Regions from separate parts of the Mus musculus genome. Here all the other regions are linked to region 1. Evidence: chromatin loops called from intact Hi-C (ENCODE). Cell type or tissue: heart. All regions are shown on one strand.

Region 1 (5,000 bases):
TTCTTTGCCCTTTGTGTTCTCTCCTTTATGGCTCATTCCTTTTTCCCGTGTCGTTCCGCTGTCCATTGAGGTCTTGAAATGTTTCCTGTTGATTTTTAGTGATTGAGATGTTAGATAGTGAAGGAGTGTGTGTGTGTGTGTGTGTGTGTGTGTGTGTGTAAGCAATTGAGAGGTGCTCCCTGTTAAACAGCTATTCTGTTGTGGTTGGGGGTAGAGTGGGTTAAGCCAGGCGTTTTACTTCAGCCTTTCCAACAAAAAGGGAAAAGCGGGAATTGCAGCGCCGCTGAACAAAAATGATTTCCACACTCTCCTGGTTCAAATGAGTCTTTTTAGTGCCCTGCTCCCACCCCCTCCAAACACCAAGATGGGACCTTCTCTTTATGCACACAATTGTTCATCTCTAACAATGCACTTCTGCTGGGAAGGGACCCAGCGCTGGAACCTGAAGGGCTTCCACTAGGCTGGCACAAACCCCTTTGCCATCTGATTTAGAGAGGGTCCTCTCTTCTGTCTAGAAAGACATTGTTTTGCTTTGATTGAAAGGTTGATAGCAACCGCGGTATACATTCAGCGACTCGCTGTGATGTGGGTGGCACTCTCCATTGTCTCTACTGATTATACTGGCTGGTTCTGAATTGCGTTCCCACACTGAGGCGCCCCTATGGAAGACACGGACACTGAGCATGCCACAGACAGCGGTTCAGAAAGCTCCATTAGAGCCTCTCTCCGCTCTGCCTCCATTCACCCTCTGGGTGGTAACAGGAAAGGGCTTCAGCATTGAAGAGCACGAGGAAGGGAAATGAATGACCAGAAACTCAGATGGGAAAAGAGATGCTGACACAGGCCCGGGGAACAAGTGACCCTGCCCCAGCAGAGAAAAAGACTGGCAGTTTCAGGGCTTGTGGCTCTAGGGTGAAGCACGTGAGCACCCTTGGGTTGGGGCTCATCTCAACGTTTAGGGTTTGTTTTTTACTTCAGGAAACAAGCTTAGAGAGATTTCAAAACAACCTGCTTCAAATGCCTCGCAGTGTGTGGGTAAGAAGGGACTGGCCTTCATGTTCCCTCTCACAGCGTGCTACTTCTCAAATGTGTTATTTTTCCTTCACCGTTTTCTCCTCAGACCTTCTCCGTGGCTTGAAATGAAAACTCAACCTTTGGAGCCAGCAAGGCCTCTGTGGTCCACAGAAGGCTCTCGGTGCATATTGATCAATAAAGACCCTGTTCTGTGTCTCAAAACCAGAGAGCTTCAGGCCCTCTCCAAACCAGTCCTATATCAGCTGTACAATCTCAGGGAAATCCCTGACAGAGGTTCCTGACAGGGCTCTCGGGTTCCCTTTCTGTAAAATGGGGATGGGGATAATACCGCCGGGAGGAAGGGGGCGGTGACTGAGAATAAGGTAACGCTTATAGGATAGCTGGCGCCATGCTATTTTTAAGTCAGGCATGAGCTAATTCTTCAAGAAAGGGAAGTAAAGACATGGAGGAGTAACTTGGCCTTGAAGTGTTGAAATCTAGGATGTCTACAGTCTCTGGCAGGTGAGACAGTACCTCTTTCTGACTCCTCCATCATCACCTAGTCATGACGGTGCAAGTTTCAAAGGCCCGGTGAACATCATTCGCTTCAAATGCAGTATCTGAAGATGTTGGGGTTTTTTTTGTTTGTTTGTTTGTTTGTTTGTTTTGTTTTAATTATGGTAGGAACTAGAGAAGTGATTCACTGGATAGCATTTGCTCTATCAAACAAACCTAAAGCAGACTCGGTAGCACGCATCTGGAATCTCAGTGCTGCTGTGGTGGCATGGGTGGTGGAGACAGGAGAAATCTCTGGGAGCTCTAAGGCCAGCTAGCCTGCCAGCAGTCAGATACACATCGGTAGGCGAGGCTGACCTCTGATGTGAGCACGGGAGAGTGTGTGTGTGAGTGTGTGTGTGTGTGTGTGTGTGTGTGTGTGTGTGTGTGTGTGTGTGATATTTGAAAAGGAAGCTACATATGCAAGGATTGACTCTCTTCCCTCTTAGCCCTGTGAGCTGGACAATCTGTTTCACAGCCCAGCATTGCTTGCATAACAAAGGCTTGGGACCATTGACTGCCATCTTTCTGGGATTGATCCTAAAGAAGCTAGTCCCATGGTTGAATTGGATCGCACGACTCCAAATTGAATTTAAAACAAAATTTAGACAATACCTAGGGCTTCACGGTAGCACAACCCACAGGAGACACTGTCAACTGGTATGTCCACAGTAGTGAGTAAATGTGCTGCGATAGCCAAATGTTTTCTTCGCAGATGCTATAGCCTTCATGATCTATTTCCTTTCCAAAGCTCTGCTCAGTAGCAGCTATTTCTAAAGGGAAATCCATATTTCTATTGTTACCACTGCAGTATATAGTTCTAGTTAAACTGGAGTTTTTGACATTTAAGGAGAAGAGTGCCCCCTAGTGGAGGTAAATCCAATCCAGTGGTAGCCAGCAGGCCCCAGCGTTACAACCTATTAACTAGGACTCTCATTTGGGAGACTTCTATAATTCTCTTCCCAAAGACATGCATGGCTTAAGGGTCTATCACAAGATAGATGCTTTATTAGGAATAACAAAAAGAAGGTGGATGTTGTGTTTCCATGAAGGGTACCGACCATGTGGGGGAAAGGATTAAGAAAAAGATGGTGGTTGAGAATAGGCCTAGACAAAGTAAAATGGATCATGTCCTAGTTAGCTTGTCAACTTGACACAAGTGAGAGTTATTTGGGAAGAGGAACCTCATCTGGGAATACGCTCCCTTCAGCTTGCCTGTAGGCAAGTGTGCCGTGTATTCTCCTGATTCATGAATGATATGGGAAGGCCCAGCAGGTGGTCCTGGGTTGTATAAGAGCACAGGCTAAGCAAGCCATGAGACAGAAAGCCAGTAAGTGGCATTGCCCCCATGGCCTCAGTTCCTGCCTAAAGTTTCCTGCCCTGGGTTTTCTCAGGAATAGAGAGTAAAATGTAAGGTGCAGTTAACCTTTTCCTTCCCAAGTTGCCCTTGGGTGTGGTTTTTATCACAGCAATAGAAAGCAAGCCAGGCCAGGCGACAGGCAAGACCATACTTCTTCTTGCTTGCGCTTGATCTCAATCTCTCTCTCTCTCTCCCTCCCTTCTTCCCCCTCTCTGCCAGTGTGTGTGTGTGTGTGTGTGCTACATGTGTGCATGTGTGTGCAGAGGTCAACGGTCAACATCAGACGGCTTCTTCTATTGCTCTCTACTTTATCTTTTGAGACAGGGCTTTCCACAGAACCTGGGGTTCACTGCTTCAGCTGAGCTGACTGGCTAATAACCTCAAGAGATCCTCTCACCTCTCCACCAAGTGCTGTGGTCCTCAGACACTGCTGTGCACAGCGCCTACCTGGGCACAGAGGACCCAGGAGCAGGTACACATTCAGTGTCATTCTGGTTATTGTCTAATATTTGATTCTGAATGTGGGCAGAACCTTCTGTAGTGTAAGTTATATTCAAATTCAAGGTGCCAACAGTAAATCAACTTGCTTGCAAAATCCCTGGACACTTATCCATCCCCCCCTGCCCTTCTGTAGTACAAGGCTGCAATCTGTGCTTACAGGTTTGTTCTTCAAAGTTCTTTAGTAGCAGCACACGGTGCCCAGAGTTTGGGACACCTCAGCTTCCTTTGCCCTAGTATCCGACACTAAATAAGGCACAATTTCTGCCCCTAATAACTCATGACAAGTAGAGAAGATGGTAAATACATTTCCCTGGCAGGCATTAATAATCAATGACAGAGTTCATGGGCAGCTCTTTTTGTCTTTCTTAATGTAGTGATCCATGTGACTCTTACTTATTCATCTCAGTTGGAACTAAAAATAGACCCTCTCTTCATTCTAGCAGATTCATTCATCCCAGTATAAATTCATTAATCGCAGGGCATCAAAGGTGTAAAGGAAGAAAAAGAGGGCATCCTAGACAGACTCCTTACTATTCTCGCCTAAGCTGCCTCTGTCTATGGACTTACCTCTATATGAATGTCATCTTAGGATCACTATGAAAACTGCTCATTGTCTGAGGGCTGCCCCAGCTGATGACTGGGAAGGAGAACACCCAAGTCAAGGGTCTGTGTGAGAAGTGAGACTGACTGCAGAGGGTGGGAAGGCTGCCATCTCTAATTAGAAGGCTCGAAGGAAGCCAAGCTGTGTTTTAGGGAGGATTCCAACATCTGTGCTCTGCTTCCTTCACAGGCAGCCTGCCCCGAGGGCCCTTTAAGAAGAGGCTCCACACTCACCTGGTACACACTACGGTTGCTTCTTCCAGCTTTACATCCTTGAATATGGTCCAGAATTGTATGTTCAAATTCTACCTTTGGCCACAGAATGAGTCTCCCCAAACCCCAACCCCCAGTGGAAAAGAAGGGAACAGGTTCTCTTTTATTCCCTTTAATTTATTTATTTATTTATTTTACATCCTAATTGCAGCCCCCTCTCTCCTCCCACTCCCCCTCACACAGCCCTTTCCTTCCCCTTCTCTGAGAAGGGGTAAGCCTCCAATGGGTACCAACCCACCCTGTCTCATCAAGTCACTTCAGGACTAGGCACATCCTCTCTCACTGAGGCCAAATGAGGCAGCTCAACTAGCGGAATGAGATCCACATGCAGGCAACAGAATAAGGTAACAGATAAGCCCCCAACTCCAAGTTGTTGGGTGGGACCCACTTGAAGACCAAGCTGTACATTTGCTACATATATTTGGGGGACCTACGTCCAGCCCATGTTTGCTCTTTGGTTGGTAGGTCAGTCTCTGGGAGCCCAAGGGTCTAGGTTAGTTGACTCTGTTGGTCTTCCTGTGGAGTTCCTGTCCCCCTTGGATCCTTCAATCCTTCCCACAACTCTTCCACAAGACTCTCTGAGCTCCATCTAATGTTTGGCTCTGGGTCTCTGCATCTGTTTTGGCCAGCTGCTGGGTGGAGCCTCTCAGAAGACAGTTATGCTAGGCTCCTGTCTGTAAGCATAACAGAGTGCAAA
Region 2 (5,000 bases), 270 kb after region 1:
ACTCACGCATGCGCGTGTGCACACAAACACACACACAGGCGTGCACACACATATACTGAAGCTGAGACCAGGTTAGGTTTTCTAACTGCTCCTACCCAGAACCTCATGTTTATTATATGCACCAGGAGGAGGGGTTAGCCGGACCCAGCAGTAGATCTCTGTAGGCAGCAATAACAAGCGATAAATATGCAGGAGCAGGAAGCCACCATTGCTAGTCTCTGCACACTCATACTCGGACTCTCAAGGAGAGCTTTGCGGTTCCTCCTGAGTCTGGGCCATCAGCTTTACCAATTCCCCACAGGCCAATTGGGCTTGGAGTCCCTAACAAGCCGTGCCCATGTCAAAATAAACCTTCACTCTGGGCTTTACTTATTCAAGATCTCCTCTGATACCTACACTTTGGGGGCAGGGGCACTAAAACATAGCAGCAGTTGATCACTCATGACTCAGAATGACTCACATATTGGTAAAGATGTGGAGGCAGAAGATGACATGGACTTGCTAAGGAGCTGGCCAATGTAAGGACACAGGAAAGGTAAGAAATTAATAAAGCTCTTTTTCTCTGTTATCAAAACTCCTATTTCACTTATTGTAAAAAGAAAATGTTAAAGAAAGATGGAGAGGAAAATAAAAATGGATTTCCTCTATCCTCCAGACAAACACCATGAACTTCCTAAGGTTACTGCTTAAGTTATTAAGGATTTCTGTTGCTACATAGAGACACCATGACCATGGCAACTCTTACAAGGGAAAACATTTCATTGGCGACTGGCTTACAGTTCAGAGTTTTAGTCCATTGTCATCATGGTGAGAAGCATGGTGGCAAGCAGGCAGGCACGGTGCTGGAGAGGTGGCTGAGAGTTCTCATCCAGATCCTCAGGCAGCAGGAAGAGAGCACAACACTGGGCTTTAGCCTCTGAAACCTCAAGTCCACTCCTTGTGACACACTTCCTCCGACAAGGCCACGCCTCTTCCGACAAGGCCACGCCTCCTCATAGTGCCCCTCCCTATGAGTCTATGGGTGTCAGTTTCATTAAGATTACCAAACATCTAGACATTTCTCTGTGCATATATTAGAAATACTTGCTTTGGATAGTTGCAAGTTTACGTCTAATGGTCTCTAATAACTTTTGCTTGTAAAGTTTTTCAGTGTAATCGTCCTATTTTTGCCCAAACCAAAGTTCACATCAACTGCTAGATTTCTAGCATTCTTTGAAATCTTTTTCTGTTAAAAAGAACCCTATTTCCTGCTGTTGAAAGACGCAGGCAGGAAGTTTACTTCAGACCGTGGCTTGTCGAGGAAAGGGTGATATACCAGCTTCGGTGAGATTTTTATAAAGGAGCTGCCCTTGTTGTGTTTGAGAATAGAACCCAGAGAAATTGGCAGACAGCATTGAAAAAAGGTTTTAGACTTTGGAGGCCATAGGGGTTAAAGCATGTGGCGCTCAGAGCCTCTCTGAAGCCACAGACAGCCTGGTAAGGACGCCACACAGTCAGCTTGTTACATAAGACCACGCGTGGCTCTGCCTCCCCGCCTTCGCTTTTGGGGGATTTGGTTTCCTGTCAGGAAACAAGGTGTCACCAAGAGAGCTCTCTTCACAGAGCTGCCTTCAGGGCTAATGAGATCACGACTTCTGAGCTCCTCTGAGAAGCAGGCTACCTAGATTGAGGACAAACATTGCTCTAATCGGGTTGTGGTTTTTTTTTTTTTTTTTTTTTTGAAAAGAGCCACGTGGCTTCCTTGCTTCCTGTAGGATGGTCAGTCCTGGCTCCAGGGGCACCCGGGAAGTTTCCGGCTCTTTCTCTTTCCATCCCTACCCCAGGGAGAGCCTCTGTGTTTATTCCTGCTTGCCATGCCAAGCTTCAATTGGTTCCCTCAGGAGCTAGCCCCCATTACAATCCAAACTGATGCAAAGATCACCAAATATCAAGGGCTGGAGCTGAGCAACCCTAGAGGGTGTACCGCCCAGATTCTGCTCGGAGGGCTGCCTGGGGTTTCGTTTGTTTTTATTTCAGCATATCCTCCAATGGATGCACCTTTGCTATGTACGTTCTTGAAAACACCGGAGCAGTGTAGTGCATTCCCAGAAGCAAAGGGAAAGGCAGGAGTCTCTCTCCAGCTGGGTATCCATCAGCATCTCTTTGCATTTCAGAGCCTCCGGGAGCATCCTGCCAGGGACTCAGGAAAGCGACTTTCATTAAGCCACACGTACTGGTGCGGCCTTCAGTTTCCCTGAGACAATGCTAGGGAAAAAGGGGGAGAAAAAAAGAAAAAAGAAAAGAAAGGGCAAAACTATTCTGCAGCCAGGAGTACCCTCTAGTGTTCAGTTGAAGCCTGAACTCTGGCTACAGCCCACAAGCCCAATAAAAATAATGGGAGGATCTATGTGATTATACCGAAGGTTGCCTCTCCGGAGCAGCTGCAGTTTTTGCTTCATTGACCTAAGCTTCACAAGTCCCTTTGAAAGTACCGGGGCTAGAAAGTATAGTGCATGCTTTTAATCGCAGCACTCGGGAGGCAGAGGCAGTTCGAGGCCAGCCTGATCTACAGAGCAAGTTCCAGGACAACTGAGGCTACATAAAGAAAGCCTGTCTTGGCAGGGAAGTCGGGGGTCGGGAGCTCTGGAATGAATATGGTTTTTTAAAGGAAGATTCAGTCACTTATACACTCCCCAACAGCAGTTAGTATCTGGGTTTAGCCATGGAATAGAACTACATCTTACATCATTAAACTAGTTTCGATGGCACTGAAGTTGTAGAAAACATCGAGGCTGTGGTTGGAAGTTGAAGAGTTCAAGGCCAGCCTGGTGTATAGGTGAGACCCCACTGGCAGAGGTGTGGGCAGGGGAGGCGGGGAGGCTTTGTACTCTGCTGGCATCATTGTAACTGAAAAGTAACATAATCATATATTTAAATATCAAGAAGTAGCTTTCAAGTCTGACAGTACAGAGTCTACTGTGTGGACACGTGCAAAACCCAACTAGTTTGGAAGATGTTGTAATGACAGCTGCGTTCCAGTGGGGGCTTGATTAGGGTTTGGGGGTACGTCTTTTTTGTTATCTATGTTTTTGTAGCTGCTCTGTTTTGTCTCAAATTGCTTGTTAATACATATCTAAGCTGGAACAAAGCTTTCCTGTCTGTAAGGCCCTTCCAAAGCCAAGCTAAGTAACTAAGTGGCTCTGAGATGCCAAGTGGAGTTCCATATGATCATTTCAAAGCTTGTATTTCCAATGCCAAGGATGCTATTAGTTAAGAATAAAGCACAGTAAGTGTACAATAACAGGAAAATTTTCAGAAGCACCATGGATTATATGAATGGTAGATGAATCATAGGAGCATCAGATGAGTAAAAAGTTGTGAATAAATCAGAGGACAAAGCTAATAGCCACCACCAGAACTGTGTGCGCATCCTCTTAACCAAAAAGTTCAAAAATCAATTTAATATGTTCCATATTGTTGAAGCTTATGGTTTGTTCTTGGTTTTTGTAAACTTCCTGGACTTCAGAACTTTCTATGGTAATGGACCTTGGGGGTAAGAAAGCTGGAATTGGGCCTGTGAGACGGCTTGGTGCATAAAAGCTCTTGCAGTCAAGCCTGGAGGCCTGAGTTTGAGCCTCATGGTAGAAGGAAAATCCAATTCCCACAAGTTGTCCTTTGACCTACACACACACCACTGGCATATATACAGAATACATATATGCACACTCTGTGTGTGTGTGTGTGTGTGTGTGTGTGTGTGTGTGTGTGTGTGATTTCAGAGAGATGGAATTTCATAGGCCTCTGCTTTGTTTATTCTTTGTATTCATGACCAGGGGATGCTCTTCCAGTCTCAGCAACTTATCCAGTTTCCCAGAAGTGTTCTCACAAGCAGAGGCAGAGTAGCCAGAACAAAGTGGCTGTCTACAGAGCAGCTTGCTAATGGGCAGATCACTCTTGCATTGCTCTGCCAATATCTGACTGAGACACTTACAGAAGGAAGGATCTATCTTGGCTCACAGCTTCAGAGGGCTCAAGCCATCATGACGTAGAACGTATCACGGAGCAGTACAGTTCATATCGGCAAGAGCCCCTTCGTGAGCTTGTTCTATCAGCTACACCCTCACCTCCTACCAGTTCTACAGTCTTTCAAAATAGTACCACTAGCTAAGGAATGAAGATTCAACTTGTAAGGTGGAACAAGGCAGGAGGAAGAAATTTGGACCTGAGGAGTTGAGTCCCAGAAGATGGAGATGACCCCAGGAGGGAATGGAGGCAAATAAATGTTACTTGCTCTCCCATTGTTCTGACCTGGAACAACTCAAGGAGAAGCTTAAGGCAAAGCATCACAGCAGAAAAGTATAGCATTGTGATGTCTAGGAAGCACATAAAGACAGAAAGAAGAAGCAAATGTCTTCCTACCAGGCTCCATCTTACATAGCTCCCACCACCTCCTTCCAATGACATACAAAGGCTTCCTTGGCAGAAACTGAGTGAGTTTCCCCATAAGCTTAAGCAACTTACGAGTCACACACAGGCCTCTTTCTGTTTCTACCACTGTTACATACCCTTGAAATGTTCTGGCTTCTTTAACCTAGATCTTCCTAGATAGGAGTAATATTCCTGCCTCTGGCCATCTCTCAGAGCAATGGGATGGGTGCAACAGATGACAGTGAGGAACTGGAAGCCTCAAGATTTAGATGAGCAAGATTTAGAGAAATTTATGGAAGGCTCCCATACCGTAGTGGTTTGAATATCCTTGGCCCAGGGAGTGGCACTATTTGGCGGTGTGGCCTTGGAGAAGGTGTGTCACTGTGGGTATGGGCTTTAAGACCCTCATCCTAGCTGTCTAGAAGTCAGTATTCTCCTAACAACCTTCAGATGAAGATGTAGACCTCTAAGCTCCTTCTGCACCATACCTGCCTAGATGCTGCCATGTTCCCACCTTGATACTGGACTGAACCTCTGACCCCGTGAACCAGCCCCAATTAAATGTTGTCCTTATGAGAGTTGCCTTGGTCATG
Region 3 (5,000 bases), 980 kb before region 1:
GGAACCGTCATCCCTGTGAATACCTAGTTGCCAGGACTCCACAGCCTGCTGTCAGTGCCATAGGGTCTGCACTTTTCTTATACTTGAAGTCATCTCTAGATACTTCATCTTCTAAACACCCAGGTAAATGCTGTGGGAAAAGCTATATGCAGTATTGTTGGGGGAAGGTGTCTGCTTACGTTCTAGTCAAATACATTTCTTTTCTAAAAGATTGCTTTGGAGTGCCCTCAGATGCCAGAAAGACCCATTAGATTCACTGGAACTAGAATTACAAGTAAGCTGCTGTTTTTATTTATTTAATTTATTTTTATTGGTTATTGTATTTACATTTCAAATGTTATCCCCTTCCCTGTTTCCCCTCTGCAAATCCCCTGTCCCACTCCCCTCCCCCTGCTTCTATGAGAATGCTCACCCACCCACTCCTGCCTCACTGCCCTAGAATTCCCCTCTGCTAGGGCATCAATCCTCCACAGGACCAAGGGTTTCCCCTCCCATTGATGCCAGATAAGGCCATCCTCTGCTACATATGCAGCTGGAGCCATGGGTCCCTCCATGGTTGGGTACTCCTTGGTTGGTGGTTTAGTCCTTGGGAGCTCTGCGCGGGGGAAGGGGGGTTCTGGTTGGTTGATATTGTTGTCCTTCCTATGGGGTTGCAAACCCCTTCAGTCCTTCCCATAACTCCTCCACTGGGGTCCCCATGCTCAGTTCAATAGTAAACTGTATTTGTTAGGCTCTGGCAGAGCCTCTCGGGACAGCTGTACCAGGTTCCTGTCAGCAAGCACTTATTGGTATCAGCAACAGTGTCTGAGTTTGGTGTCTGCATATGGGATGGATCCCCAGGTGGGGAAGTCTCTGGATGGCCTTTCCTTCAGTCTCTGCTCCACTCTTTGTCCCTCGTGCAATATGATTAATAACAATTTCGATACAAGTCCTTTCCTGATTGATCAAGAGAACAAGGTAAGTCTGTAAGCTTGCTATGCAATGTTGCTGTCCTGAGCTAAGGGCTGTTCTTGCATGCTTAATCACTACTCTTTTGAACTTGGGTTTATTTTCTTCATTGATTTATCTTTGACAGTGAGACCACTTCACTTTAGTCCTGAAATACTTACTATCAGGACTTCTGGTTTTACTTGCCTTCTCTAGGATACATCCTTAGCATAGCACATCCTCAACCACCTCTAAGTTTAATTGGCCTTTGTCTCACTATCTTAGTCCCTTCTATGATGTTGACACAGCCACACACCGGGCCTCCATGGAGAACAGGTTAACTTCTCCATGTTTTGAAGGCTGGAAAGGCCAGTGCCTAAGTAGTACATTTGGTAAGGGCCTTCTTGCTGTGTCAACAATGATGTAGAGAAAATGGTAGCAAGAAAATGTAAGAGCACACTAGCTTCCATCTCTCTATCCATAAAGCTACTAATTTTGTCATGAGGACCCATCCTTTTTACCTCATGAGACCTCAGTTACCTCTCAAAGGCTCTACCTCTCAGTGCCATCAACATAGGCATTTGTGATGTTTCCAAGACATGAGCTATGGGCTATTTGTTCAAACCAGTGCTGTGTTCTGGTTTGATTTCAATGTTGCTGTGATAAATACCACTGCCAAAGCCAGTGGGGGAGGTATTTATCTTAGGAGGCAGTGCAGGAACTAAAGCAGAGGCATGGAGCTTGAGGAAAGCTGCCTAATGGTAGCATTGCCCACAGTGGGCTGCACCCTCTTACATCAGTTACCAATGGAGGCAGTGCCTCAGATGCCTACAGGCCAGTCTGTTGAGGCATTTTCCCCATTGGTAATCCCTCATAACTGGGTTGGGATAAGCCGACAGATGAAGCTAACTAGGAGACACTGTCCCTACCGGTTCCTTTCATACAGTTGTCTAAAGTGTTGCTCGCACTGTCCCGGAGCTTACATTTTTCACAAGATAAAAGTCAAGCCTCTGGCATTTAGACCCTCCAGTCTTCTTTCTTATGTTTTCTAGGTTTGAAAGCAGCTATCTGCCCTGGACTAATCCTGACACACTCCTACTTTTGTCCCCAGAAAGTAGTCCATCAAGCTTGGTCTCTTGCTTTGGCTTTTTCTTTACTAAAGACTTACATATTTATTTTATGAATATAAATACACTGAAGCTATCTTCAGACACACCAGAAGAGGGCATCGGAACCCATTACAGATGGTTGTGAGCCACCATGTGGTTACTGGGGATTGAACTCAGGACCTCTGGAAGAACAGACAGTACTCTTAACCAATGAGCCATCTCTCCAGCCCCTTGCTTTGCTTTTAAGAACTGGCTTTGAGCCTAGCCTTAGGGGCCTACCCTGACTTTGGAAATGTCTTCTGGTGTATTTTCTGCACCATTGGTGCCGCCAAGTTTCATGTTCACGATTTCGTCCATGTAGGTTCTTGCATATTGTGTCCTCAGACTCTAACATACAATGTATCCTTGAAAACAGGCATGGTGAAATATATTCCTGGAAATGTTGGTGGCTTATATCCTAATTAATCTGAAGAAAGAATGGCTACCTGGCTAGGTTCCATGTTCTTGTTCCTATGACTCTCAACGTCAGAAATGTTTAATCCTGTCAATACTTGGCTTTCTCTCTAGGTGACAGAAGAAGCAAGCAAATGCTAAATCCATGCCTAGTCTGTCTCTGCGCTGCTAATTTGAACAACTCTCCAAGTATTTTGACCTTGAAAAGGTCATTCATTGCCTACTGTTTTAAAGCAGTAATTCTTCAACTTTTTATTTACATAAATACTTTTTGAAAATTTAGAAGGAAGCTAATTCCACTGCACATTTTTATTTTGGTTTGATTTGAGACAGGATCTCACTATGCAGTCCTGACTGGCCTGGAACTTGCTATGTAGATCAGAATAGCCTTGGACTTTCTGGAAATCCACCTGCCTCTGTCTCTTGGTAGTGATGGGATTAACCGTGTAAGCCGCCACACCTGGTTCCATTGCACATTAAGTTTCCCTGGTTTGTTGTTGTCAGTAGATAGACTATTTGCCTTAGTATAGATACATTTTAAAATAGTCATCATTGTTTATGGGAGATACACTCTAAATGCTATAGAAGTTAATAACATATCCATATAGAAAATAAATGGAGAGGGGCTGGAGAAATGGCTTAGTGGTTAAGGGTAGCAACCATTTTACAATGTAAAATGACCATAATCTACCTTAAGGGATCTGACACCACTTCTGACTTTCATGGACAACTGTATTCATTTGCACAGATGTACGCATAAGCCCCCAAATGAAAAAAGATTTTTAAAGTATTTCATCTTTTTTCTTCAATTACAAGTTATTTCAGCTGTCCTTTCAAGATCTTCTAATACAGTAAAACCACTAAAATGCCCATGTTGGGCTCAAAAGATTGATGTGAATGTAGTATCATATTGGTGCAAATGAAGGAAAAGTTTCACATTATGCTGTCCTACAAGGGGTAAAAGCAGTGAAACAGAAGTGGACCATTCCCTCCCCTTGGGAAGTCCCAAGGAGTCTCTGTACTGTGGCTGTCACTAGGGCTCAGCTCCTGTGTCTGATGGTGGCCGGGCTGGAGGCCAGGAGCCCTTCCCATTGGGTCAGTTGATCCTGTCCTTGTATTTCACTGCATACTTCTGTGCTTGAAAGCCACAGAGGTACTTAAAAGTTTTTGATGTTAAGGTAATGTAAAATGTGGAATAATCCTTTTTGGGGTGATTCTGGGGACTGGACTCAGGGTCTCGTGTGTAACTACAGTCAAGCATTCTACCACTAAGCGATATCCATGAACGAGCACCTGATAGTCTATGACTACTTATTAAAGCTTGTGTCCATAGAAGTGTGAGTGTAGCCCCTACATAAAGGAGGCGGAATGGAAGTAGCTCTAAAGACTGGTTTATTCAGTTTCTTAAATCCCATGCCAAAGATTACATTGTGATCTACCTACAAAACTTGGGTTTTAAAAAGTCATCAGCTAATCATGGCTAGCTTCTTGGTCTCGTTGAAAACAATTAGCTGTAGGTTATATGACTGTTAGAAGTATTTGTTATGTAGCATTATATATCTGAGAATACAAACCCAAACAGTTGTACCAATGCTTAAGTGCATATTAATTGGACCTACTGATTCTTAGGGCTTCAAATTATTTTTCAATACTATATAGTACTGATATTATGTATGACAAATACCCATCATATAACAAGATCAAAGGAAATACCTATCATTAACTCAACCAAATCAGTCTGATTCTTGCCAGAAAAGGTGACTTGTGAATTCTAAAGACCTGAAAACCATCAAGCAATATAGATTGTCATACAAAGGTGATTCAAAGGAGCAGGAGCTAAGAGTACTTCTGCAGAGGACCTGGTTTTGAGTCTCAGGGTTTACATGAGGTTCACAACTATAGATTACTCCAGGTCCAGGGTACTCAATGCCCTTTTCTGACCTTCTAAGGTTCCAAGCACAGGGTATGGACACATATATACATGCAGACAAAACACTCATCCATGTAAAGTTTTAATCTTTTTAAAGAAGTTATACAAAGCAATGAGGATTAAACCTGGGTAGATTTACCAGATAAGATTCAGTGTTTTGCTTCTCTAAGCTGTAACGAGTCAGTGCTTTGGATGAAATTGTCATGTATACGCAAGTAGATGGGCCCTTTTCTTTCCGTAAAAGTATGTGTTGAACTGAGATGTTTGGAAGAATCAGGACGTAAATGAATGCTGTGTGACACCAGAAGAAGCAAGCTGACCTGGCAGCTGGCCTCATTTGTTTTCTGCTAGTAGATGGTAATAATGTTGTGAGAGTAATAAGTAAACCGGTATTTGTAGTGGGGGTAAATGTTTTATAGTATGATTCAGAAATGTTATGTGTGTAGATTTTATTCAGTTCATCATGGAAATTTTGATAGTCTAGAAAAGTGTTCCATGTGACAATGAAAATAAACCACCAGAATATAGTTTTGATGGTCCAAAGGTACTGATTTAGTCATTGTTCTAAGAATTTTATGGGG
Region 4 (5,000 bases), 300 kb after region 1:
TGCCAAGTCCAGGCACTTACTCAACATCTACATCCAGGACAGCTCCAGAGAAGCAACCCACAGATGCTCAACCTACTCTCAGAGACACAGATGTTTCTACTGGACCTGCTCCTCCCTACCCACAGATGGTCCCACAGACCCTGGACAGCAAGGAAACAGCCAACTCTTCTAAGACTGGACCAACATCCCCATCTCCATTTTCTTAGGTGTTCCAGAGACACGTCACCCCAAAGTTAGCAGGAAGTAGCAAAAGATCACAATGACCCTATTCCTGCTTCACCATCAACCTCTTCCTAGTTTCTCATTTTTTAACTAAACCAAAATGGAAGAATGTCAGCATTCCTTCTAGGCTCCACCCAACAATTACCTAGCAACAGCTAGGTAGGCCGGGCTTGCTATAAAAAGGGCTGCTTGGCCTTTCTTTGCTCTCTGACTCTCTGACCCTTTCTCTCTCTCTCCCCTTCCCCCCTCCTCCACATGTTCCTCTCTCTCTCCCTCTCCCTCTCCCCCTCCTCCCTCTCTCTCTCTCTCTCTCTCTCTCTCTCTCTCTCTCTCTCTCTCTCTCTCTCCTTCCTTGTCCCTTCTCTTTGTCTACCTCTACTCCCTCCTCAACTCTCCTTCCTATGCTCCCCAAATAAACTCTATTTTATCTAGACCCATCATATGGCTGGTTCCTCGGGAGAGAGATGCCCCCACCACCACACCATACCACACTGTATAAAACATATCCTTGGCTTTATAATATACATCAACAAATATAGCAGACTGCCTTAGGAGTCACTATATTGCTGTTTCATTAATAGAACAAAAGGATTTGGTTTTCCCCTAGGTCCGGTCTATCTAGTCTCAGGTCTCACTAGAGACCCCACTGTGGTCATAAAACAGGTTTTCATATTTCTTGTGTATGTATGACATTAGTCTCAGCATCCAAAACTGATTCTGTCCACCCAAAATGTAGAGGTCTGCTGCCTCTGCAGGGAACATAATATCACACATTGAAAACCAGTGGTTTACCATTGTATGTATAATTCCAATTCTAATGACAATACACTAAGCAATATTAGCAATCTGTTTATGGTTTTTGAAGAACCACAGAAGTCCTATCTGCAATCCACATCGTCCTCTTGTCTACCTAAACAGAATATGCAGTCAGCTGTTGTGGAAAAGGAAAATGATATGTGGTTAGTTGGCCACTCATTCATTTAGGATGTATTTACTGAATGCGGACCGTGAGACAAGAATCATTTGAGTGATGTGAATACAGAACAATACAGACAAAAACAAAATAAAACACCCTGGCCTTGCACATCTTACATGCCAGTGAATAATACAATATAAAGATGTAGTGTTATGAGAAAACTCCAATAAGGTGAGAAAGACCTAAGGCGTAAATAGAGAGTTGTAATTTCTAATAGAACATGATTTTTTTTCATCCTTTCACAACCTTCTGCATGTAAACAATGCATCTTTATCATATGTCCCATAACACCCCCCTATCCACTCCTCCTAGGAGTCTACACACCTCCTCCCCACAAATACCCCCTATCCCCCCCCCCACTTCCTCCAGGAACCGGCAGAGTCTCTCCCACACACCCCACGCCCTCTCAATGTGTGCCTATCCCCCTTCACAACCATTGAGTGCTATAAGTGCTGCCTGCCAGGATGCTGGCTGGTCTTGTTGACTTGATCATGTCCCCGTAACCATAGTTATCATGAGTTCAAAAGTACAATAGCTGTGTGCACCCCTACAGCAGCGTTTCACATCCCTCCTCCCCATCCTCTGGCTCAGACAGACTTTCTGCCCCTTCTTCCTGAGGTTCCATGAGCTTTGGAGAAGTGATTGATGCCCCATTTAGCACTGAGCACTTAGTGTGAGCCACCTGGTGACCAAGCTGGGGAGACATGGGAAGGCTTGTGCTGCAGCGTAGCATGACCTGACCTAACTCATGCAAGTTGTCTGTCAGAGGACACAGGACTGAAGTGACCGGGGACAGCTTAGACAGTAACAGAAGAGTTGAGAAAGACTCCAAATACACATATATTTTGATATTTGGGAAAGAGTCAGATCCCATATGACTGAAAGTGTAAAACTAGGGATTAGGGAGATGGCTCAGTCAATAAAGTGTTTATCTCACAGCATGAAAACCTGAGTCTAGGGGGCTGGAAAGATGGCTCAGTGGTTAAGAGCACTGACTGCTCTTCTGAAGGTCCTGAGTTCAAATCCCAGGAACCACATGGTGGCTCACAATCATCCATAATAGGATCTAATGCTGTCTTCTGGTGCATCTGAAGACAGCTACAGTGTATTTACATATAATAAATAAATAAATCTTAAGAAAGGAAGAAAGAAAGAAAGAAAGAAAGAAAGAAAGAGAGAGAGAGAAAGAAAGAACTTAAGTCTAGATCCCCAGACCTGCATAAAAGTCAAACGCAAGTGTACCCACCTTCAGTCCCAGTGCTGGGGAGGCAAAGGCAGGAGGAGCCCTGGACTTTACTGGCCAGCTTACCTAGCCAAATACTTAAGTCCCAGATTCAGTAAGAGAACCTGCCTCAAAAATTAAAGTGGAAATCGATTGACGATAGCTCTCAGTGTCAACATGTGGCCTAAAGAAAGCGGGCACACACCACAAACACACATCATTTATAGCAGATGTTACCCCTATTACCATGTCAGAGAACTTTTTGTATAAAAAGTAACTTTAGAAGAAATAACTTATCGCTCATAACAGTCTGCAAAAAAATTATCTACCTAGAAAGTCTACAACAGCATAACCTGATGTACATTAACAGTTTAAGATAGAAATAAATAAATGTAGTTAAAGGGATTACACTGTCCTGCAGTAGGAAGTACTACTTTGCAAAATGGACCATTGCTGCCCTCTAGTGGCACAAGAAAAACATGAGCTTAGAAACCAGGATAGCCAATGCCTCAAAGAAATACACGTTTTCAAATGTGGGTTTTCTTTCTACCATGAGTTGCTTTATCACAACTTTTTCTTCTTAAGACATATTATTTTTCTTTTATGTGTATGAGTGTTTTACTTGCATGCATGACTGTGTACCATATGCATGTCTGATGCCCACAGGAGTCAGAAGATGTTATTGGATCTCCTGAAACTGGAGTTGCAGATTGTTGTAAGACACCATATAGGTGTTGGGAACTGAACCTGGGTCTTCTGCAAGAACAGAAAGTGCCCTTAACCGCTGAGCCATCTCTCTAGCACTCCAATTTTCGATAGGTGATATTATGAACAACTGTATAACATGGAAACCAGGCACTGCCCTACCCATTGATTAATGTATGACAATCACTATAGCTATAAAAGCGAGTAGTGAAGTCTGAATGTATGTGTGTGTGTGACTCAGTACTGAAACAAATGCTTGCCACAGGCAAGACCCTGGGTTCAGGTCCCAGCAACATCAAGAAAGAAAAAAAAAAGGAAGACAGACAGACAGACAGTTATTAGCAGTGATATCAACAACCTAAATCTCTCCTGTGTTCATAACAAGCACACACACAGACTCACAGTCACACAAACTGCACACACACATTCTCTCTCTCTCTCTCTCTCTCTCTCTCTCTCTCTCTCTCTCTCTCTCTCCCTTCTTCCCTCCTTCCCTCTCTCCCTCTTTCTCAGTCTACAATCCAGGATCTAGCCTTCAGCTACCGTTCCAGCACCATGTGTGCTGCCCTGCTCTGCATCAGCTCCTGCCTCCCGGTTCCTGCCCTGCTTGAGCTCCGGTCCTAGCTTCTTCCAATGATAAACGGTGCTGCGGAAGTATACACTAAATAAGCCCTTTCTCCGCTGAGTTGCTTTTGGTGATGTAACCCTAACCATGACACCATCCTCCCCTTCCTCTTGTAAAAGGTGCCTCAACATCCCAAAGGCAGCATTCGTGAACCCAAACGGTTTCTGAGAAACGTAGGTGCATTTCCTTCTGTTAGCCTGTTGGATATCCTAGAGAACCCCCTTCCTCCCTCTTGGGCAACCTTTGATCTCTACAGACTGTAAGCAAGGGTGTTCCTGAAGCCACTTATTAAAGCCCTGTTATGGGCTCCCCCCAAAGCAATGGCTGCCTATTCACCCTAGATTTATTCCCTGAAGAGCATGGAGGCTGTCTTACTGAGACAAAGATGGACTTCATCGTGACTCAGTTACCCACCCATGCAGAAAGTTGGAAGACTGTGTCCAGGTGGCAGGTCTTCCGACAGTCACGTCCTGAGTCCACATTTCGGCATGGATCTCAATATTCTACAAACCCAAGCAGCACATACACTGAAGATATAAACTGCACTCATCTGGCCAGGCAGTGATGGCACGTGCCTTAAATTCCAGCATTTGGGAGACATAGGCAGGTGGATTTCTGAGTTCATGGCCAGCCTGATCTATAGCATGAGTTCCAGGACAGCCAGGGCTATACAGAGCAACCCTGTCTCGAAAAAAACAAAAACAAACAAAAACTGCACTCATCTGACACCGTTGTCTGGAGTGGCCATGGCATAAACATGTGTCCAAAATCTATCTACATTGCTAAAAATTGGAGAAATAAAAAATATAGACAGCATCTCTCAATAAAGGTATACACAGATTAGAATTATGCTATGATGATGTGAAAGACATAGACAAATTTGCTATGAAAACTGTTTGGAAGGCATGAGTTCTAACCAAAGAAACCTCTTGCTTCTAAGTAGAGAGGCCGTCCCCAGAGCTGAAGGGGAAGATGCAATGGAGGGAGTGGGACACACCAAGTTTTCCTCTCCTTTGATATTCTTCTGAATTATTTGAATTTTCTACAGGGGAAAAAAACTTGTATTACTTTTACTTCTTATGGAATATGTATATAATACTTAAAATCACTAAACTATGTAAGGTCACAGAAAATTCAGTTTTTAATACAGCTCAACAGTGTGTGAACTAGTGAGAAGACCACTTATGGTAAGAAGAAGAAGAACAGGATGAAGGAGAAGAAGAAGAAGGAGGAGGAGGAGGAGGAGGAGG
Region 5 (5,000 bases), 280 kb after region 1:
TTATTTACTGGCTTGCTCCCCCTGGCTTGCTCAGCCTGCTCTCTTATAGAACCAAGACTACCAGCCCAGAGATAGTCCCACCCACAAGGGGCCTTTCCCCCTTGATCACTAATTGAGAAAATGCCTTACAGTTGTATCTCATGGAGGCATTTCCCCAACTGAAGCTCCTTTCTCTGTGATAACTCCAGCTGTGTCAAGTTGACACAAAACCAGCCAGTACAGCACCCCATGATGATGGGAAATCTACTGGATGAGTACCTTTTTGTCCCGTCTCCAGACACTCTCTTTGCTCATGTGACCCATGTCAGTGAGATTTTCATTACTGTGAATAAATACCACAGAGAAACATCTCAGAAAAGGGTTTGTTTGAGTTCCTGATTCAGAAGTTCTAATCCGTAGTCAGCTGGCTGCATTACTCAAGGCCCGAAAAGAGACAAACATCATGGCTGCAGAGTGTATGGAGGAAGATCTCGTCACGTCATGGTTGGCAGGAAGCATAGGGATAGGGTCTGGGGACCTGGAGCATCCTTCAGAGACAAAACCCCAACTGGCCTACTATTGTGTCCCACTCGACCGGCAAGAAAGACGCAACAAACCGGAATCTTCCGTGGCAAAAGCTTTATTGCTTACTTCTTCAGGAAGACCCTGAACCGGGAAAATGGTGCAGCTTTTATAACCCATAGCGTGACGTTTCAGCACCTGATATGGCGTGACAGCTCCTGATTCGTTGCTCGCCCATCACCCCACTATTACACCCCGAGAATGGGAGTGACTAGGAGTGAGTTCACTCTCGCACCTGCGTACAAGGCTTGTTTACTAGTTAGGCACAGCGGAGGCCAGCGCCATCTTATAATGGCGATTGCTCGCTGCACGGCTCTCCACAGCCTACTTCTTCCACAAGGGCTCCACTTAGTAGATTCCATGACTTCCCCCACATAGTGCCCCTACCAGGGGATCAAGTGTTCAACAAGGAGCCTTCGGGGAACATTTCATAGTCAGATTATAACATTGTCAAATAGTCCTTCTTTTCAAGATGTATTTATTTTACATATGTGAGTACACTGTCACTGTCTTCAGACACACCAGAAGAGGGCGTCAGATCCCATTACAGATGGTTGTGAGCCACCATGTGGTTGCTGCAAAATGGAACTCAGAACCTCTGAAGAGCAGTCAGTGCTCTTAACCACGGAGTCGTCTCTCCAGCCCACCAGACATTCTTCTAACAGCAAACACCACCACCAGTGGATCTCATTCTTCAAGAACAGCCCATCTCCTGGAGGGAACATGGGAACACACCCTTGAGTATTTCAAGTTGAGTCCACAGCTGAAGACAATGCAAGTCAATAGCTAATCACTAGGTATATCCACATACACAGATATGTTTATACTATGAAGATGGTTTCGATGGCATGGTGAAGACTATGGGTTGAATTGAACCAAATCATAAAGCCAGTTTGTACTTAATGATTTCCAAACTAAAGATTCAAACTTGGCTTGATATTTCCTTCACTTACAGTTTCAGCATGATATGCAGAATTCTCCAAGACAGTGCAACAACATGGGTCACTGGCTTTCACAGCAGTTCCCCATGAGGATAAAGAATGTCTTTATCTAAGAAACAGCTCTGTATGTCTGCACCCTGCTTCTCACTACACCAGTGGCCATCTTTGGGGACACCAAGCCTGGCTACAGCCCATATCAGGGAATATAGTACCACCATAAAATAAGTGAATAAACAACTGGACTGTTTGTGTGTGGGTGTCTAGTTAAATGAAAGGAGCACACCAAAGAACACAGGAGAAAGAAGATGTTTCCAAACATGTGAAATGGCTTTGTTTAAAGTGGTGCAGAAAGGAATCCATCCGTTTGCACCGAGAGAAGGAATCAGCCATCGCAGTCCCCGCTCCATAGGAAGGAAGCTGTGGATGTGGGTTTTCACAGGCAGACTGGAGCCATCTGGTGGAGAACAATGAAAGCAGCCAAGAATAAGAAGAATCTGTGGGGCTGGGGTGATGACTCAGCGGTTAAGAGCATGGCTGCTCTTCTGAAGGGCCTGAGTTCAAATCCCAGCAACCACATGGTGGCTCACAACCATCCGTAATGAGATCTGACGCCCTCTTCTGGTGTGTCTCAAGACAGCTACAGTGTATTAATAATTTATAATAAATAAATCTTTGGGCCGGAGTGAGCAGAGGTCCTGAGTTCAATTCCCAGCAACCACATGATGGCTCTCAACCATCTGTACAGCTACAGTGTACTCATATACATAAAATAAATAAATACAGCTGAGGAAGGAGAAGAAGGAGGAGGAGGAGGAAGAGGAAAAGGAGAATCTGTGAAAATCTGTAAGGGAAGGAGGGAACCACATTGCAAAAGCAGTGACTGGGAGGATACTTATGAATAAATTGAAATTCAACAAAATTAAACAACTTCCTTGGGATGAAATAGGAAAGTGCAGTCAATATGAGGTTGTTCACCTCTTGGTAAGATTTAGATCAAATATGAACCAAAAAGTGAAGAATTGATTCTGAAGAGCTTCAACTACAAGTTACAATTATTCTGTCCTGAACCTTCCACCTTTGCTTTTTCTTGAACCCAGGAATATGCAGCGCCAGTCCCATGGTTTTGTCTTTGTTTTTCTTTTTGGTATACAGTTTCATGTAACCCAGTCTATGTAGCTGTCTTAGTTTGGGTTTTATTGCTATGAAGAGATACCATGATCATGGCAACTCTTAAAAAGGAAAGCATTTCAATAGGACTGACTTACATTTCAGAGATTTAGTCCATTATCATCATGGCAGGAAGCGTGTCAGTGTGCAGGTAGACATGGTGCTGGAGAAGAAGCTGAAAGTTCTAAATCTTAATCTGCATGCAGCAGGAGACTGCCACATTGAACGTAACTAGAGCATAGGAGAACTCCAAGCTCACCCCCATAATGACACACTTCCTCCAACAAAGTCACACCTACTCCAACAAGGCCATACCTCCTAATAGTGCCCCTCCCTGTGGGTCAATCATTCACACACATGAGTCAATGGGGGGGGGCCCATACCTATTCAAACCACCACAGTAACTAAGGAGAACTTTGACCTTCTAATCCTCCTGCCTCAGCCTGCAAAACCCTAGGACTACAGGTACATACTGCTATGCCTAGTCTATGCAATGCTGGGGATTAAGCCTGGGTCTCAAAGCATCCCAGGCAAGCATTCCACTTGTGACAGCCACAGCCATGATCCCTGATGCTTTGTTTGTGCCCCAGAAGCAAAGATGGGATTCCTGCTGTCTGTCTGAGCCCCTTACACAGAAGTGCAATGACAACATTTTTTCTTAAGTTTGTGCTCCATTGTCAGTACCACGCCATTATCATTGGTGGCAACAATAACATTTCAAATAGGCTGCTGTTTAGTCAAAGAATCAACAAAAATGTCCTACCTCAACTGCATAAGAATTACAAATATTTGCTTCATTCTGGTCTAGTTTAGGAAGAGATGTTGTTGGGCTTGAAACTTGTAAAATGGATTTGCTGAAGGCTTACTTTTATGCTAATGTGAGTCTGAGCTTGCTCTTAATATAAGCGGAACATGCAGGCTGCTACTCAGACAGTAGTGTCTATGCCAGCAAAGATATTCTTCTCCAGGCCCAATCTCAAAGGTTAGACATGCAGGACCAAAGGACAAACCAACAGAAGAGAAAACAGCCCATTATCAGAAGTAATTGATGACAGCCTGGTCTAGGTGCAATGGAGAAGTGAAACAGCTGACACAGCAGCCGGTACTTGTAGCCTACAGGCAGGAATGGCACTGATCCAGACTCCCTTGCAGCTAGTGAAACATTTCTGATCCAGGCAGCACAAAAATGCTAGAAGAAAAGTACTTTCCTTCCTGCGAGAGAAAGGCTCATTATCAATGTTCTACAAGTGTCCCTTTCTTGATTCTTTCCATTATCTCTGAGGATCTACAATAAAACAGAACTACAGATTTCAGTTTAAAAGAAGAATGTCTAAGTCCCAAAGTGAGCATATGGAACAGTGACCCATCAGGACATCTCACATCAGATTCTGACATGAATTACAGACAAATGTATATTGCTTGCACCTGTGTGTTAAGAGGATAAGAACTATTTGCTACAGCCACTGACCCTCACTCTAAGGATGCTGCCCATGTTGCTCACTTACAAATTAAATGTTATAAGGACACAGTGTGATTGAAAGAAGCTAGATTTATTTGGTACATCCTAGCTGCAAGGGAGTCGGGAAATGTAGCTTTTCTGGTGTTGTTTTCTGAAAGCAGTATTCTGAACATGAACAATTAATTACTGAGCTGTAGAAAATCAACAACCAAAGTGTTATCCTGACAGAAACCAAACTATTTCTAGAAGTTAGAGCCCAAAAAGCCAATAACTACAATTGACTTGCCAATTTCACAACTAGTCACAGAAATGCAAAATTATGCTCACTCCCAAAACAGGTGAGCAGTATTTTACAACTACTTTATTGTAAAATACTAGCAAGGTGGTGGTAGCACGCATCTTGGATCCCAGCGCTTGAGAGGCAGAGGCAGAGGCAGGTGTATCTCTGTGTGTTTGAGGCCAGCCTGGGCTACAGAGTGAGCTCCAAGACAGCTACATAGTGAAACCGTATCTCAAAAAAAAAATCAAAACAAAACAAAAACAAAAATGTTTAAGTTTTAATTTGTCAGTGATGTGGACAAATAGTACCATTATATCACATTGGTGAAAGAAAAGAATTACTGCACCCATTTTGGAGAATAAAGCTGAACACCAAATAGTTAAAGATGCAGACTGAGACTCAGCCCAGCAAGTCTGTGTCTAGACATCTTAGCAACAGGGTATTCCACCCTGGCAGCTAAATATCCAGAAGTGACTCAAATTGATTTCACACACTGCCCATTGATCACAACTAGTCAAACCAGAGGCCTGACTGCAGGACAATATTCTTCCCTCATTCTACCTCAGGAGGGGGTAAAAATCAATATAGGTTT

The links. Peaks named below come from ENCODE experiments on the same cell type or tissue, not always from the same donor. Only the 100,000 strongest peaks of a DNase experiment are listed, where the experiment ranks them.
Region 2: it touches region 1 in a loop (3-fold over the local background); 11 of 42 quality-filtered maps call a loop at or near these places.
Region 3: it touches region 1 in a loop (3-fold over the local background); 4 of 42 quality-filtered maps call a loop at or near these places.
Region 4: it touches region 1 in a loop (6-fold over the local background); 22 of 42 quality-filtered maps call a loop at or near these places.
Region 5: it touches region 1 in a loop (2.8-fold over the local background); 11 of 42 quality-filtered maps call a loop at or near these places.

What each region holds. Positions count from the first base shown.
Region 1 is chr8:34,482,564-34,487,563 of GRCm38, reverse strand. Gm46038 (a long non-coding RNA gene) reads right to left here. Exons shown (of 3, transcript XR_001778545.1): 3 at 1-85. Among named protein-coding and RNA genes, the nearest start is that of Gm40489, 3.9 kb to the left of the region's middle. In heart, a CTCF peak has its summit at 2,444 (motif pointing left); no DNase peak of the experiment used is centred here; H3K27ac peaks cover 418 bases.
Region 2 is chr8:34,212,734-34,217,733 of GRCm38, reverse strand. It overlaps Gm29243 (predicted gene 29243), which reads right to left and starts at 904. Exons shown (of 4, transcript NR_166073.1): 1 at 778-904. In heart, a CTCF peak has its summit at 2,329 (motif pointing left); DNase peaks (open chromatin) are centred at 953, 1,543 and 1,853; H3K4me3 peaks cover 1,186 bases; H3K27ac peaks cover 1,364 bases.
Region 3 is chr8:35,459,916-35,464,915 of GRCm38, reverse strand. No RefSeq gene overlaps it. Among named protein-coding and RNA genes, the nearest start is that of Gm34853, 26 kb to the right of the region's middle. In heart, a CTCF peak has its summit at 2,603; no DNase peak of the experiment used is centred here.
Region 4 is chr8:34,177,960-34,182,959 of GRCm38, reverse strand. No RefSeq gene overlaps it. Among named protein-coding and RNA genes, the nearest start is that of Gm33638, 7.3 kb to the right of the region's middle. In heart, a CTCF peak has its summit at 2,882 (motif pointing left); no DNase peak of the experiment used is centred here; H3K27me3 peaks cover 754 bases.
Region 5 is chr8:34,201,099-34,206,098 of GRCm38, reverse strand. No RefSeq gene overlaps it. Among named protein-coding and RNA genes, the nearest start is that of Gm29243, 13 kb to the left of the region's middle. In heart, a CTCF peak has its summit at 1,962 (motif pointing left); no DNase peak of the experiment used is centred here.